2 separate regions of the Homo sapiens genome follow, and region 1 is linked to region 2. Evidence: read pairs that join two places in POLR2A ChIA-PET (ENCODE). Cell type or tissue: K562. All regions are shown on one strand. Each heading gives the region's core, and the rest is flanking DNA. Links, peaks and the distances in the headings are about the cores only.

What was found. ChIA-PET counts read pairs that join two places held together with the same protein. Peaks named below come from ENCODE experiments on the same cell type or tissue, not always from the same donor. Only the 100,000 strongest peaks of a DNase experiment are listed, where the experiment ranks them.
Region 1: POLR2A ChIA-PET joins it to region 2 with 6 read pairs; 3 of 35 experiments call an interaction of 5 or more read pairs at or near these places.

The regions. Positions count from the first base shown.
Region 1 is chr11:75,496,011-75,504,334 of GRCh38, forward strand. All of the region lies in intron 1 of GDPD5 (glycerophosphodiester phosphodiesterase domain containing 5), which reads right to left. Among named protein-coding and RNA genes, the nearest start is that of GDPD5, 26 kb to the right of the region's middle. In K562, for the core only: a CTCF peak has its summit at 442 (motif pointing right); DNase peaks (open chromatin) are centred at 441 and 3,781.
Region 2 is chr11:75,566,804-75,575,127 of GRCh38, forward strand. It overlaps SERPINH1 (serpin family H member 1), which reads left to right. Exons shown (of 5, transcript NM_001235.5): 2 at 1-168; 3 at 1,928-2,026; 4 at 2,136-2,368; 5 at 4,978-5,980. The coding sequence ends at 5,280. Among named protein-coding and RNA genes, the nearest start is that of SERPINH1, 8.7 kb to the left of the region's middle. RefSeq lists enhancers at 1-371, 1,606-2,106. In K562, for the core only: no CTCF peak of the experiment used is centred there; no DNase peak of the experiment used is centred there.

The DNA of each region.
Region 1 (8,324 bases), core at 285-8,284, 71 kb before region 2:
TCAGGGGCAGTGATCACAACTTGACTGGCCTCTTCCACAGACCCTGTACTCCTTAAAGTCCCTTCAGCTCCAACAGCATCTTGCAGGGGAGCCAGGGTGCCCCGGGTCTTCCAACCCCAGTTCTTGTTACACTATCCCCCTGGAAAGGGAGCCGGCTAGGCTGGGAGGGCCCAGCAGCCTCTGCTGCGCCAGGCTAGAAGCCCCCCGCCATCCAGCTGGGCAGTGGTCATGGTGACCTGTAGCCCATAGCTATTTTCCTCAGCCCCTGACACCTGGGCTGGCAAATCTCCACATTCCTTGCCCACTGCTCTTCCTGGCATGTTTCACAAAGAGCTTCTAGAGAGCAGGAAGCAAGTTGGGGAGGTGGGGGAGCAGAGGAGTGAGCAGGAGACTGAGAGCCAGGAGACCTGGCTTTTCTTCCTGGCTTGGCCACTAGAAGGCAGGTCAACATCTTCCTATGTCATATGGGGACACTGGGACCTGCCCAGATCCCCTCTTGGGATGACAGGGAGAACCAGTGAGCAGGACGTGACAGGACTGTGTAAACTGTACAGTGTGCAGTGGCTGTAACAGGGGCCAGACCCCATCTCCCTCATGTTTCCTGCTCAGCCTGGCACAGTGCCGAGGGCCCATCTATTGTAATACTGCCCAACATTTACAAGGGCTGGACATACTCTCTGTACGAGGCCAAGGTTTCTATGTACGCTATCTGACGCCTCTTAGCCTCCCGCTGCAGACTATTTTTCTTTTTTTTTCTTTTCTTTCTTTCTTTTTTTTTTTTTTTTTTTGTGACGGAGTCTCGCTCTGTTATTCAGGCTGGAGTGCAGTGGCGCGATCACAGCTCACTGCAACCTCCGCCTCCCAGGCTCAAACAATCCTCCCGCCTCAGCCTCCTGAGTCTCTAGGACTATAGGTATGTGCTACCATACCCGGCAAATTTTTGTATTTTTTTTGTAGAGACGGGGTTTTGCCATGTTGCCCAGGCTGGTCTTGAACTCCTGAGCTTAAGTGATCTCCCCACCTTGGCCTCCCAAAGTGCTAGGATTACAGGCATGAGCCACCATGTCCGGCTGCAGTAGATATTTTTTATAGATGGTAAACAGAGCTCGAGAGGGTTTAGGGTCTCTTGAATTCATACTCTTACTACCAAGCCAGTCTAGACACCAAAAATCTAGTCACCAACGCACATTTCCTGAGCTCTCCTGTGTGCCCAGCAGACAGACGCAGCCCCTGCTGGAGGAGCCCATGAGCTAAAGGTGTAGACAAACACACCAAGCGCATCATGTGAACAAAGGTGGCAGGACGCGTAAGGGGTGGAGGCCTTGATGGTGGATCAAAGTTGTCTCCCGGCCTCACCCCCAGCCTGGCACAGTGCTGGACCCACCACAGGCAGCAGTAATACCCAGGAGTGAACAAACTTGTTTTCCTGACATTCACCTCCCCAACCTAGCCACTCCCTGCCTGCCTCCTGGACAGTGAGGGGGCTCTGGAATTTTTAGACCACTTTCTCCTCTGGGACCACCACCCTAAGGGCACCCTCTCTCGGCGCCTGCAGGTGCCCCAGGCCTCTGCAGTGGATTGTACGTTAAACCTGGTGAAAGTAAAACTGTACTTATCTGAGCACAGAATCCCTTATACAATAGGTACTCAATACATGGGTATCAGATGAGTTAATGAGTTTGCAGCAGTGACTGACCACTTCGGTGCCTGGCTCAGTTCATCCTGACCACTGGGGGCTTAATTCAAGTTCTGAACCAAAGAGGGGTTAGTGGGCCAGGGCAGAGCTGATAAAGAGTAAGATGCTCACTTAACCGGCCATGGGGCTGGGAGCAGGTCCTGGCCCTCTCTGCTCTTTTGCTGTGTGATCACCGGCAAATCACTTCACCTTTCTGGGCATCCACTGCGTCAAGCAGGGATTAACACCATGTTACAATCTCCTGATTTTAGTTGAGCACATACAAAATGGGTTACAAACATAGGGCACTGAGGCTCAGAGACAGGAGGTGACTTGGCCAAGGTCACACAGCAGGTGACAGAGTGTGGACTAGCACCCAGGCCTGTCATGGTCTGTTGTGGGGGGCTGGTGGAGGGGGGGCTGACTCCCAGAGGCCTGAGTGGGGAGGCCAGATCATGGGTAACATCTCTTGTGATGTCACAGGGGACAGGAGAGAGTTAAGGGTGGATCCCATGAGGGCTAACCCAGGCTGACATCACCAGTGAAAGTGAGAGTCACATAGTCAGAGTCTTAGGATTTAGTCAGTACAGCCAGGAAGGGCAACCTGTTTATTTGTTCCTGGAATGTGTTGACCAACGCAAGTTCCCCCAAGTGATCCCTGAGCACCGTCTATGGAAACACAGAGTGGGTGGGCTAGGAAGAAAAGCCAAATTCAACTCAGGTGGGGATGGGCCACAGTGGCTTTGATGTCCTCTATGGGCATTTGGTGCCTCCATGGCCTTGAACTAACCTCTGCCCTTAAGCCTTGTCCCACCTCCTACTCGTCACTGATGCCCTCCGGGCTGGGTGGGTGGGCTGGGAGGGAGAACTACAGCAGGTTACCAGGGCCTCTAGGGCTGGGAGGGACCTGGACTGGTTGGAGAGATTGCCCAAAGCCAAGTCATCTGGGAGAACAATGGGGGCGGGAGCTCTGTGGGATTTTGCCTCTAGAAGCTGACAGAGAAAGACCTGGGGCTAGAGAAGCAGTGGAGCACAGTGGGGCTCTCAGAAGGCACTGCCCCTTGCTGACCACACAGCCTGGGATTCCCCCTTCTGCACACCCCTTTCTCACAGCTGTCACTTGCTGGTGCCAGGTCCTGGGCAATCAGCACCTTACATGAGTCTGTTGACTCAGGAGGGAGAGGTATGAATTCTCCAGCATCTTTGCCCCTGGAGGGTCAGCCCTAGGGTATGACTTACAGTGTCCCTCTGGAAGACAAAGCCAAAGTTCCTTCTATGGAGCTTGGCTGGAAATAGCCTCTTGCTTCTCCTCCTTCTCTTTCTGCTTCTACGTTTCCTATTCCCTTAGCAGGTTTCCCTCAGCAGGGAAGCTTCCTAATGAGTCACTGTCACACGAATCCTTGTCTCAGGGTCTGCTTCTAGGTCTGCTTCAGGTGTCTCAGGTGGGTGCCATCAATGCTTCCATTTCAGAGATGAGGAAACTGAAGCTCAGATCTTTCCTGTGAAAGATCCCCATCTTGCAAGCAGCAGAACATGCACTTGAATTGACGTCTGCCAGGTGCAAAGCCAAGCACTGACCCCTCCCCTCAGGTCCCACCCCTTTGTCCACAGCCATCATCATCTGAGCTGGTTTATACCCCCAAATGCCACTGTCCCTTCCTGGACATCTGGTCATCTAGGCTAACTTTCCTTCTTTCTTCTTCTTTTCCTTTTTTTTTTTTTTTTTTTTTTTAACTGGAAGGAAAGGAGAAGAATGTGCAGATGATCCAAGGGGGATGACTAAGTCTTCAAATTCCTCTGGTTGGCTCAGACCCTGTTTTGGTCAATCCTTGTGAATCAGGGCGGGTCTGACATTCTGGGAATGCAAGGAGACTTCAAATCATCTTCATGAAAACAAGTTGTAAAAATACTGACCGCCACTCCAAGTGGCCAGCTGATAGGCTTGGCTCCATGGAGCAGGGTTGAACAAGTTCACCAGAAGGGAACACACAGCGGGAAAGACTTAGGCTAGACCCAAAGGAAGAACTTCCCTGTAATTGAGAGCTGGGCCCAGAGATGGGGTTGGGTGTGGCCTCTTTGGAAGCAGGCCATCCACGTCCTGACCTTCCTAGGCCTTTCTTGTTTGCAGTGTCTACGAAACAGCTTTGGTGAGCACTGAAGATGCAAAAACCACCAGAGGCCAACCCCGCCCAGCCCTGAGCTTCAACTCCTGACCTGAACCTGGTTTACGAGGATGCTCTGAGCTAGTGGAGCTTCTGCCTCCTGGGATCCTCCCCACACCCCAGGGTGGCTGCTACCACCATACCCTGCAGATATGAAGACTGGCAGAGGTCAGGGCAAGACTGAAGGCTGCCTGCCCAGCACTGCACCTCCTTCACCCTCAGCCCTCCACAGCCATTCCTCCAGAAAGCACCACCCCCTCCAGGCACCCTCCCTGCCCCTGGCAGAGGACTAGGCGGGTGTCTACAGATGACCACTTCACCCTCCCTCCTCCCTCTGGCCTCTCCTCTCTCCTCTTCTGGCTCCTTCCAATCAGCAGTGAGCAGGCCTGGGGCTCATGCAGTTCATCCCCTGCACCCCTTCCCAGCTCTCCTCCCTTTCTCTCCTCCCTTCTCATCCAAACTTCTGAGAGTTGTCTGCACCCATATCTCCACTTCGTCCCACCCACTGCAAAACCCATTACCCTCTGCTGCCACCAAGTTCAACAATGGCTTCTGTGTGGGTAAATCCATGGGGCACTTCTCCATCCTCAGCCACTGATTGCCTGGTTGTTTGTCCCCCTTTCTGGCCCCACCTCACCAGCCCCTTCGCTGGATCCTCTCTGCCCAGGCCTGAATGCTGCTGCTCTCAATCCTAAGCCCCCTTTCCCTCCCTTGCCCATCACATCCTTCTTGGCAGTATCATCCACCCCACGGTTTCAACCACCCATCTCTGGCTGGACCAAGTTCAAGACTCAAGTATCCTGCAACCCTCTGGTCATCTGCACCTGGACATCCCACAGGAAGCTCATACCCACAGTGGCCAAATGGGAACTCCTCTTCCTTTCCACGCATTTCAAGACACCTCCATTCCCTCCAACCTCCAGGCCTGGAAGATGAGAATCACCCTCCCCATCTCCCTTTTCTTCAAACCCGCCAGTGCCATCTGACGCCAAGCCCAGCTCTGTTCTCTATCTCCTTCCTCTCATCCCCCAAACAGCTCTGTAGTCACCACTCAAACTCCTCCTGTAGGAAGCCCTCCCTGACTCTCCAGCAGGCCTGGGCATGCCTTCACCTGTTTTCTTGTGCCCTGTACAGCCATCCATTCAGCAGCCACGCTAGTGTCCAACTGCATAGCTGACTGCCTGGGCTGGCTCTGGAAGGTAGGGGCAGGGTCTGATCTGACCCTGGGTCCCCAACACCGAGGCCAAGTGCAGCATGAGGGGTCCCAAAGAGGTTTCTCAAATCTGGGAACTTGTATTTCTGCTGAGTTTGCCACATTGGTGAGGTCTGGATCTTCCCTCAGACCACAGGCCCCCAGGGGCAAGGGCTATACCCTGGCTCGGCCCCTCCTCGCACTTAGCCCCTTTCAGAGCACCCTAACCTGACTGCCATTTATGACAAGATAACCATGGGGGCCCTGAGAGAGCCTAAGAGGCCCACCTCATACTTGTGCAAACACATGCGAACACACAGAGACATCCAAAAAGACATAGGGCACATATTCACGGACAGACACAGGTGACATGAGTGGGCACACTGGCGCAAGCATACAGGCTCCCAGAAGTACATGGAGCCATACAAAGACAGGTCCACAGGGACACAAACATCCTGGAAACAGGGACTCGGGCCATGGCCTCGCTCAGAGTCACCTGCTCCAGGGGTGAAGCCTTTGGCTGGGCCAGGGCTCCAGGCTGGTGCTCGGGGCTCCAGAGCAGGGGCTCAGGGAGACGTGGCAACAGCCACCTGAACAGTCTGGCCTGTTCCATTTGGACTCTGAGGCTGTGATCAGAGTGGGGAGGGGTGCTGGGAGAGGAGAGGGTGAGAGAGCAGGAGCCGCTCTCCACAGACAGGGCTGGGGGCAGAGGAGGAGGCCACCGGCCCTGCTAGGCTCCTCCAGACCCCTCTGCCAAGGGAGTTACACTTCCACCCTCCCCTACCAAAGAGCCAATCTGAGCAGAGAACAATCATGAAGTTTCTAATTTACTGGAAGAGGAGGGAAAGCAAGCCAGGGTAGGTATGTGTATCACATTCAAAACTGATGTAAATGACCCGCGCCAAACACCTGGGTGTGAGCCCCATCAGTCCTGACCTCTCCCTACACCCCCAAGTCCAGTATCTCCCCAGATCCTGTTGATTTGCCCTCAGAAATGGCTTCCTCATGATGGTACTCAAGCCTCTCATATTGCTGCCTGAGAAACAGAAGGACATCCTGGAACCTACAGGATTAAGTACAAACCCTACACGCAAAACTTTTTTCAACCTGCCCACAACTCACTTTCCAGTCATTTCCTTCCCTCCTCACCTCAGGGCAGCCCTGCCACCTGGAGCTAAGTCCCTGCTCCAGGGACTCCCTTCTCCAGCTCAACACTTTTGCAAAGTTAATTTCTTCTGTGTAGAATGCCTTTCCACTTGCCTCAGTTTGGTGAACTCCTATAGATCCCTCAATACCCAAATGGGAAATGCTGCTATTCAGTGGATTGGCTTCCACAGTGGCAGTCACATCCTAAGGTCAGCACATCACGAATAAGTTGCATATGGTCAAAATCACCCTTGGCTTTATCTAGCTACCATTTATATATGATGCCTAGGCATTGTTCTAGGCATTTCCTGTGTTTACTCATCTAACTCTCACAACTGTAGCAGATGGTATTTCCAAAGACATCTGCAGCAATGTCTCCCATCCTACACCCTCTTCTTACAAAGTGATGCTGACACCAGTCCCATGGAGAGAAGTGGCGTCTCTGTCCCCCCACTTGAATCTGAGAAGGCTTGGGAGTAATGGCTGAGGTGACACTACGGCACTTTCAGGGACAGGTCATTGAGTGTGAAGCAGCTTCTGCCTCCTTCACCAGGACACTCCTACTAGAGCCCTGCACCACCGTGTAGACACTGTGATTGCTCTGAGACTGCCTTGCTGTGGGAAGGCTCAAACAAGCCTGCAGAGAGAGAAAAGAAGGCCTGAGACTACGCAAAGAGTGAGAGAAGCTGGGCAAACCTCCGGGTGCCCCAGCTCCTCCCCACTCTAGACGCCACCTGACAGAAACCAAGTGAGACCCTGACCAAGAGCCACTGGGCTGAGCCCAAGGCTGAGCTCAACTTAAATTCCTGGCCTACAGAAACTGTGAGATAATGATTGTTCTTTTTCTTTTTTTGAGACTGAGTCTCGCTTTATCGCCCAGGCTGGAGTGCAGTGGGACATCTCAGCTCACTGCAACCTCTGCCTCCCGGGTTCAAGTGATTCTCCTGCCTCAGACTCCTGTGTAGCTGGGATTACATGTGTGCACCACCATGCCCAGCTAATTTTTGTATTTTTAATAGAGATGGGGGTTTCATCATGTTGGCCAGGCTGGTCTCGAACTCCTGACCTCAGGTGATCCGCCTGCCTCAGCCTCCCAAAGTGCTGGGATTACAGGCATGAGCCACCACGCCCAGCCATGATTGTTCCTATATAAAGTCACTAAATTTTGGGGTCATTTGTTACGTGACAACAGTAACTGGAACAAATATAAATTATGAACTATCATTCTCCTCACTTCAGAGAAGGATCTGAGGCAGAGAGGCTAAGCAACTTGTTCAAGGTCATAGAGGTAGTAACTGGCAGAACTGGGATTTGAACCCAGGCAGTTTAGCCTCAGAATCCACACTATTCACTGCTATGCCATACTGACTGCCTGCAAGGTCTGATTGGTCTCCCAGCCCACAGCAGGCCTCAGGGAGTGGTTGCTGAATAAATGAGCGAAGGAAGGAATAGGCAAATGAATGAATGAAAGTGAGCAAAAGCAGAGTGAGCTCCCAGGTGCAAGGCAAGGACCTTAGAGAGCCTGCACCATGCAAATGAGTCTGACGTGAGTCTCCTTGTTGCTGAAGCAGCTCCGCTGTCCACAGCCCTGGGGAAAGTCAGGCGATCAGAGGAGACTAGCAGGTGCCATTGGCCTCCACCCACTACAGATGCTCATCTCTTGAGCCTCCTGAGATGTTCATCTCCCAGCCCCCTGCCTCCCCCAGCCCTGAATGCTGCAGGATTAGACATAGGCCCCTGGGGAGCTGATCCCTCCTAAGGACAAGGCTTGCGGATCTCAGGGACTGGAGGGGGAAGGTCCCCAGGCTGGAGAGCCAAGTTTAATCCTGGCATGGCCATTGACTGGCTGGGTGAACTTGAATGAGTCCCTGCCCCTCTCTGTGCACAGGTGCTCTCCAGCTCCAATATTCTGAGATTCACCACATGCTCAGCTGCCCTCATGGATGGGTGCAGGTGAGCTGTGGGTCCTATAGCCATGGGCAAAAGGGACCTGTCCCTAGAGGGAAAGCGGAAAACGAGAATGAATCCCACCTACTACTCACTGCAAGTCTGCTGTACGCCAAGCATTTCAACATGAACAATTTCTACTCCTTGCAGCAATCCCACTGGGCACGGTGGCAGGTGAGGAGGGCCTTAGATTCAGCTAAAG
Region 2 (8,324 bases), core at 87-8,086:
AGCACTACAACTGCGAGCACTCCAAGATCAACTTCCGCGACAAGCGCAGCGCGCTGCAGTCCATCAACGAGTGGGCCGCGCAGACCACCGACGGCAAGCTGCCCGAGGTCACCAAGGACGTGGAGCGCACGGACGGCGCCCTGCTAGTCAACGCCATGTTCTTCAAGCGTGAGTCGGGGGCGCGTTCAGGGGTCCTCCTCCTCCTCCCAGGACCCCCTGCAAGAGTTAGGACGACATTCCGTGCGCTCCATTCTTCACTGCCTCTCATTTATGCTGTGACAACCCAGGGAGGCAGGACTGTCACTCAGCTTTTTGTACAGACTGGAAACTAGATTCAGAGACAGGTAGCAGCGTGTAAAGGAATGGTTCAGGGAGCGGAGGCCCCAGAGGGACTCCATGGAATGTATTCCGACCGAATTTCGTCAAAGTGCTCGTCCTTGTGTATCTTGGAATGAATAACATTTAATAATCCATTCTGCCTCAGTAGTGAGCTAGAGAAAGAACTCAAATCCTTTTTTTAAAATTATTTTTATTTTGAGATGGAGTCTCACTCTGTCACCCAGGCTGGAGTGCAATGGCACGATCTCAGCTCACTGCAGCCTTGGCCTCCGGGCTTCAAGCAATTCTCCTGCCTCAGCCTCCTGAGTAGCTGGGGTTACAGGTGCCTACCACCACACCCAGCTAATTTTTGTATTTTTACTAGAGACGGGGTTTTGCCATGTTGGCCAGGCTGGTCTCAAACTTTTGGTCTCAAGTGATCTGCCCGCCTCGGCCTCCCAAAGTGCTGGGATTACAGGTGCGAGCCACCATGTGCGGCCAAGACCCAGAATCCTTAAAGCAACCTTGGGGGCAGGCAGTGTTACCTTCATTTCACAGTGAGGAAACTGAGGCTCAGCAAGGAGGAAGCAGAGCCAGGCCTCAGGCCCAGATGCCTCTGTCTTCAGTTGAAGATTAGATGTAGGGTTAATAAATATTTTTGAGTACCTCCATAGACAACACTATTCTCACAGTTTGCTGTGAGAATGAAGTAACCCTCGTTTTACAAATGAGGCCAAGCTAGGAGAGCTGAGGTCTCCCCGAGTCAGTGGCTGAGCTTGGATTGGAACACAGGTCTGGCTGTGAGCAAGGGCAGGGTTCAGGCCACTCTCAGACATTTTTTGTTGTTATTTTCTGGTCATGGAGACAGAACTTGCAGAGGAAAACGAAGGGTGGGCTGAGCACAGTAGCTCATGCCTGTAATCCTAGCACTTTGGGAGGCCAAGGTGGGTGGATCACATGAGCCCAGGAATTTGAGACCAGCCTGGGTAAGATGGCGAAACCCCATGTCTACAAAAAATTAGCCAGGCGTGGTGGCGCATGCTGGTAGTCCCAGCTACTCTGGAGGCTGAGGTGGGAGGATCGCTGGAGCCTGGGAATTCAAGACTGCAGTGTGTCATGATTGTACCACTGCACTCCAGCTGTAGGATGGAGTGGGACGGACCTTGTCTCAAAAAGAAAAAGATAAAAAAAAAATTAAGGGTGGTCATGGGGCACTCCCTGCCCAGGGCACAGCTGTCCCCCAGGTACCAGGGAGGGTAGAAAGCCCACCTCAGAGCATGTTTCCAAAATATCTGACAAGTGCTAGAGCCGGGGGTGGCCATAGAGGTGGCTGACCTGAGGGCGGAATTAATTCTCTATCATATGGGAGCAGCAGGCACTGACTGTAGGGAACCGCATCCTCAGATGGCATGTCCTGGGGCCAAGACCCCTTCCCAAAGCTGGGAACATAGACTCTGTGGGCTGGGTGCTCTATAGCTGGGCCCTGAAGAATGGAGCAAAGACCTGTGGCAAGGATAAATCAAGGTCTGCAGCCGGGGGTGGCTGTGGGCTGTGATTGTGTTTGGGGGCGGCCATGTGTCTCTGACCCTGTGTTTTGCCCCAACTACAGCACACTGGGATGAGAAATTCCACCACAAGATGGTGGACAACCGTGGCTTCATGGTGACTCGGTCCTATACCGTGGGTGTCATGATGATGCACCGGACAGGTAGGTGCTGTGAGGAGCAGGGTGTCAAGGTGGGTGGGGGTCCAAGGGTAGTTGGTCTGACCCACCCCTGCACACAGGGTGCCCAGTGTCCTTTCCGCTCCTCTCCCAGGCCTCTACAACTACTACGACGACGAGAAGGAAAAGCTGCAAATCGTGGAGATGCCCCTGGCCCACAAGCTCTCCAGCCTCATCATCCTCATGCCCCATCACGTGGAGCCTCTCGAGCGCCTTGAAAAGCTGCTAACCAAAGAGCAGCTGAAGATCTGGATGGGGAAGATGCAGAAGAAGGCTGTTGCCATCTCCTTGCCCAAGGGTGTGGTGGAGGTGACCCATGACCTGCAGGTAAGGGGTGGCCCAGCCTAGGGGCCTGCAGGCCTTGGAGCCAGGGGGAGGTGCTTGGGGGACCCACTCACCAATTCAGCAGGTCTGTCCCAAGACCCCCTGGATGTCCAGGCAGTGCTGGGCTCTGTGATGGGGGAAGCTGGGGCAGGAGGTGTGGGCCATGCCCTTGGGAAGATGATGATAATACCAGCAGCTAAATATAACGGAACATTCCTGTATGCTAGGCGTTCTTCTAAGCACTTTATATGTATTATTATTATTTTTTTTTTGAGATGGAGTCTCACTCTGTTGCCCAGGCTGGAGTGCAATGGTGCCATCTCGACTCACTGCAACCTCCACTTCCTGGGTTCAAGCGATTCTCCTGCCTCAGCCTCCCGAGTAGCTGGGATTACAGGCATGTGCCACCACCCCCAGCTAATTTTTGTATTTTTAATAGAGACGGGATTTCACCATGTTGGCCAGGCTGGTCTCAAACTCCTGACATCAAGTGATCCTCCTGCCTCAGCCTCCCAAAGTGCTGGGATTACAGGTGTGAGCCACCGTGCCCAGCCTTTATACGTATTAAACTCTTTTAATCCTCAAAACGACTTTATTAGGTAGGACTATAAGTTTCATCTTAGAGATGAGGAAACTGAGGCTCAGAAAGGTTAAGTAACCTGTGCAAAGTCACACAGCTAGTAATTCAGACATCTTGCACCAGAGCTAACCCTCGGTCACTGCACTGCCTCTGAGGTCTGAAGTGCCCCCAGTTATAGATTGTTTAAGCTAGAGGATTATCTACCATCCAATAATCAGACTGGTAGCTATGGGTCATCTAGGATGGCCAGAAACTTAACACACATTCTCAAGATTCTCCCTTGCAACCACCCTGGGTAGTGGGCAGAGGCTCAGAGAGAAGCAATGACTCCCTAAGGTTCCCCAGGCTCATAAGTGGTGGAGTTGCAATTAGACCTCAAGGTAAAAACATAATAGCCGCCTTTTTGTCAATCGAGAGATATTTTTGACTTACCCAAAAAAGGAAACTTTCGTGTCATTCTTTCCTTGGATGCCACAAATGGTTCTCACCTGCAGAATCGATCCAGACTTGCTGCCCAGAGAGCTTGGAGAGATAAAGCTGGAGATGAAGTGGGGCTTAGGCTCCAAACCAGGGACAAGTGGAGCTCGTACTGGTCTGTGCTGTAGACCCTGGGAGTTCCTGGAGAGGGGTCACTGTCTCTCTCCTGGTCCTGGCCCTGATCCTTCCCCAGCCCCTTCTCCAGTGGCTGTTGTCCCACCCCCTTCTCCCCTTGTTCCTCTGGTGTCTTCCTGGAACCCTCAGTGGAGACCCCACCCCCCAGATATGGGGTAGATTGAGTTAGGAAATTTGAGGCGGATGACGTGTGCAAGGTCATCCGGGTGGGAAGAGCTGGGCCTACCTCGAATGCCTGTCTCATGACCCCCTGACTCTCAGGACCTCAGGCCTAGTTCCTGTGTGGCCTTGCCAGGGAGGTGGATGTTATCCTGAAGAATCCTGGACCCGGATGCTGCCATTCACTCAGCCCACAGCCATTTACTGTCCTCTCTCCTGCATTGAGAGCCAGGGAGAGCGCTGGACATGGGCCCCGCCCTCAGGGAGCTCCAAGCCAGGTGGGAGAGACAGGCAGCACCAGACTGATAACAGGAAGGTCCAGGGAGGCACCACTCATCCTGTGGGCTCGGGAAGGCTTCCTGAAAGAAGTGGTTTCTAAAGAGCCCTAATGGGAGACAGGATGGCCATCCAGGATATAAGCTGTTCTGTGAGGCTGTCTGGAGAGTGGGGTGGGGCGTGCCAAGGGATGTGGCTGGAGGCTGCCACGTAGGCACAGGTCATATGTTAAAGAGCTTATGGTTGGCTTCCAAGAGCTGTGCAGGGCCATGGAAAGATGTTTGTGTGTGTGTGTGTGTGTATGTGTGTATATGTGTTTTAACTTTTTACTATCGAACATTGGAAAAATAAAAGTAGATTAGTGTAATGAAACCTCAAGTGTCTGTCGCCCAGCTTCAAGCATTATCAGCTCATGGCCAATAGTGATCCATTTATACCCACTAATTCCCCCCTGCATCTGATTATTCTGAAGCAAATTCCAGGCATCCTATCACTCTGGACAGGTTTTCAGCCCCAGAGTGATGTGGACATAGTTGTCCTTAGATCAGTCTTTCTCAAACTTGAGTATGCTAAGAAAGCACTTGGGGAGTTTGTGAAAAGGAATCCATGCCCACTCCCAGAGATTCTGATTCAGGGGGTCTGGGCTGGGGTCAGGACATGAGCATTTGAGATAAGCTCCTGGGTGGTGCCCATGCTGTCTGTCCCTGAACTGCAGCTGGGCAGTGCCGGGATACGTTCTCACTTGTTTTTCTGAGTCTCAGCTTCCTCATCTGTGAAGTGGCAATTAGAAGCCCTTGTAGGGTTGCAGTGAGAATTGAGAAAGCTGTGATTTGAAGTGCCAGTGCCATGCCTGGCATACAGAAGGTGACCAGGGGGTGGTTCTCTCCTCTCTGAGGAGCGGTCAGGGTAGTATGGGGTGGAGGGTTTGAGGGTGGAGGAGCCTGGCAGCCATGGCCTCACCTGGCACACCTCCTTGTTCCCACAGAAACACCTGGCTGGGCTGGGCCTGACTGAGGCCATTGACAAGAACAAGGCCGACTTGTCACGCATGTCAGGCAAGAAGGACCTGTACCTGGCCAGCGTGTTCCACGCCACCGCCTTTGAGTTGGACACAGATGGCAACCCCTTTGACCAGGACATCTACGGGCGCGAGGAGCTGCGCAGCCCCAAGCTGTTCTACGCCGACCACCCCTTCATCTTCCTAGTGCGGGACACCCAAAGCGGCTCCCTGCTATTCATTGGGCGCCTGGTCCGGCCTAAGGGTGACAAGATGCGAGACGAGTTATAGGGCCTCAGGGTGCACACAGGATGGCAGGAGGCATCCAAAGGCTCCTGAGACACATGGGTGCTATTGGGGTTGGGGGGGAGGTGAGGTACCAGCCTTGGATACTCCATGGGGTGGGGGTGGAAAAACAGACCGGGGTTCCCGTGTGCCTGAGCGGACCTTCCCAGCTAGAATTCACTCCACTTGGACATGGGCCCCAGATACCATGATGCTGAGCCCGGAAACTCCACATCCTGTGGGACCTGGGCCATAGTCATTCTGCCTGCCCTGAAAGTCCCAGATCAAGCCTGCCTCAATCAGTATTCATATTTATAGCCAGGTACCTTCTCACCTGTGAGACCAAATTGAGCTAGGGGGGTCAGCCAGCCCTCTTCTGACACTAAAACACCTCAGCTGCCTCCCCAGCTCTATCCCAACCTCTCCCAACTATAAAACTAGGTGCTGCAGCCCCTGGGACCAGGCACCCCCAGAATGACCTGGCCGCAGTGAGGCGGATTGAGAAGGAGCTCCCAGGAGGGGCTTCTGGGCAGACTCTGGTCAAGAAGCATCGTGTCTGGCGTTGTGGGGATGAACTTTTTGTTTTGTTTCTTCCTTTTTTAGTTCTTCAAAGATAGGGAGGGAAGGGGGAACATGAGCCTTTGTTGCTATCAATCCAAGAACTTATTTGTACATTTTTTTTTTCAATAAAACTTTTCCAATGACATTTTGTTGGAGCGTGGAAGAAGATTGGATCAGGAGATTCTTACACCATTCTTCCCAGGGGACAAGGTCTCCTGTTAAGGCAGACTCGCTACTGATGGCTCATATCAGGCCCTGGAATGCTGGCAGATCGCTGGCAGATCACTGTGCAGACAGCGCCAAGTGGCAGGTGCATTCCGTGCTGACCCGGGAAATGGTTCTGGCTCTGGCAGCCCTGGAGAAGTAGCAGCTGCAGGACCTGAATGAGAGCACTGGACCTGGAGCCAGTCTTCAGCCTCTTCGCCTTTCTTTCTTTACCCTTTTTTTAAGATGTGAATCTTGCTATATTGCCCAGGCTGGACTCAAACTCCTGGGTTCCAGCGAACCTCCTTCCTCAGCCTCCTGAGTAGCTGGGACTACAGGCAGGGCTATGGGCATGAGCCACTATGCCCAGCTCCCCTAGCCTTTCCTTGCACGCTGACCTCATGCTACATCCAGGGCTACAGGTACAAACTCAGGCACACATTTAGTAAGTTGCCTGGCTTTGGGCTGGGCTTTGGAAGGAGATTGTGGGGATCCTTGCCCTTAGGTGGCCCGAAGTGTTGGATTTGTAGCAGGGGAGGAGGAGGCACCCAACACGGTCCTTTTTGACACAGTCCTCCGGTTGGATGCCTCATGGTCCTTAGGGCTCCTGACACCGTACCTTAGGGAGAGAGAGGGATGCACGGAACAGAGCCAGTGGCCAGGGAGGCAGAGGAGCAGAGGATATTGGGCTGGAGGCCCATTTCTGCTGCCTGCTGGCCTTTTAACCTAGGACAGGTCATTTTTCTCTCTGGGCACGTCCAGCTTTCCTCTGCCAAAGATTGTGACCTGGGGGTTGTTGGTTCAGGAAGGGACCCCTTACCTGGCTGAGCAATCCAGCAGTAGCCACCAAGATGTACATGGGTCTGCAGAAGGGCCAGCTGATTCACTCCCATCATTGCCACGACAGAGTTTCAGCAAGACTGCTCAGAGTCCCAGGGCCATCCTGTGCTTCGGCTCAATCATTCAGATCTCTATCCTCAAGGGGCTTTGTCTAGAGGTGGAGACTTAGGGATAGGGTACTCAGTGCTCACTGTGTTCCAGGCACCTGGATCATTCTGTTCCAGGTGTGCCACGCTTGTCCCCCTGCCTCAGGGACTTTGCACTAGCTGTCCTTTCTGCCTGGCAGGCGGTTCTTGTAGATGTTTGCAGGGTTGCTTTTTGTCATCCAGGATTCAGCGTAAACGTCTGCTCAGAGAGGCCTTCCCTGACCACCCTACACAAGCAGTCCCTCTCCCACCTCAGTTTCTCTACCATGATTTCTCACTTTACTGACTCCTTAGCACTATGAAATTACCCACTTAAGACTTCCCTGCCTGCCTCCCCTCTTAGAATGGAAGCTCCATGAAGAGAGGGTCCATGGCTGTTTGTCTATTGCAGCAAATCCTGCACCTAGCTTTAGCATCATGCACATATCGAGGAAGGCTCCCAGGAGGAGGTGATATGGGGGCTGCTTTAAAGGGTGAGTAGGCATTTCTGGATCAGAATAATGCTTTGAGTGCAACCAGCTGGTACGCCTTTGTGTTTTGCTCTTCCTATGTGCCAAATACTTAATATGTACAATTTTATCCAAGCTTCCTAACAGCTTGGCTAGTTAGGTAGGGATTGTCCCCATCTTACAGGTGAGATAACAGGCTGAGCAGTTAAGTGAGCTGCCTGAGGCCCTACAGTCAGTGGGGGCCGAGCTGGGACTAGATCCTAGTCGGTTGGGTAGTTGCTTCGCCACATAGGAAGGGCAGGAGAGGCCCCTAACACAGTGCCTGGAACCCAGCACTGAGCACAGATTCTAGTAATGAAGGCATGTTAACTTGCATACGATCTGTATCCATCTCTCTTAATCCTTGCAATAGCCCCGTTAGGTGGGAAGTCATCCTAACTTTACAAGGTGTAGCTCAGAGAAGGCAGAGACTGGGCTGGAACCCAGGCCTCCTGGCCCTGAAGTTCAGCCTGTGACAGCTCCCCCACCAAGTGGGAATGGGCAGTAAAATAAGCCAGGCCCGGGTGTGGGGCCACCGAGAGGACCCAAAGGGGGTCTTGAGGCCACGCTCCTCCATCCTGACTCAGGTGGGGAGGGTGGTAAGAGGTCTGTGCTGTTGCATCTCAAACACCCGTCCGTGAGGACTGGAGTTGCTGGTGTGTGAGTGGCAGTGCAGGTGGCAGAGGTGGGTGAGTTAGGGGTGGGGTGGGGTCTAGAGGTTGGTCCAGCCAGTGTTGCTGCCCCCCAGTGCCCCATCACTGCCCTGTGTGGAGCTTTCCTGCTGCCTGGAGGCCATTGGAGGGATTACCCT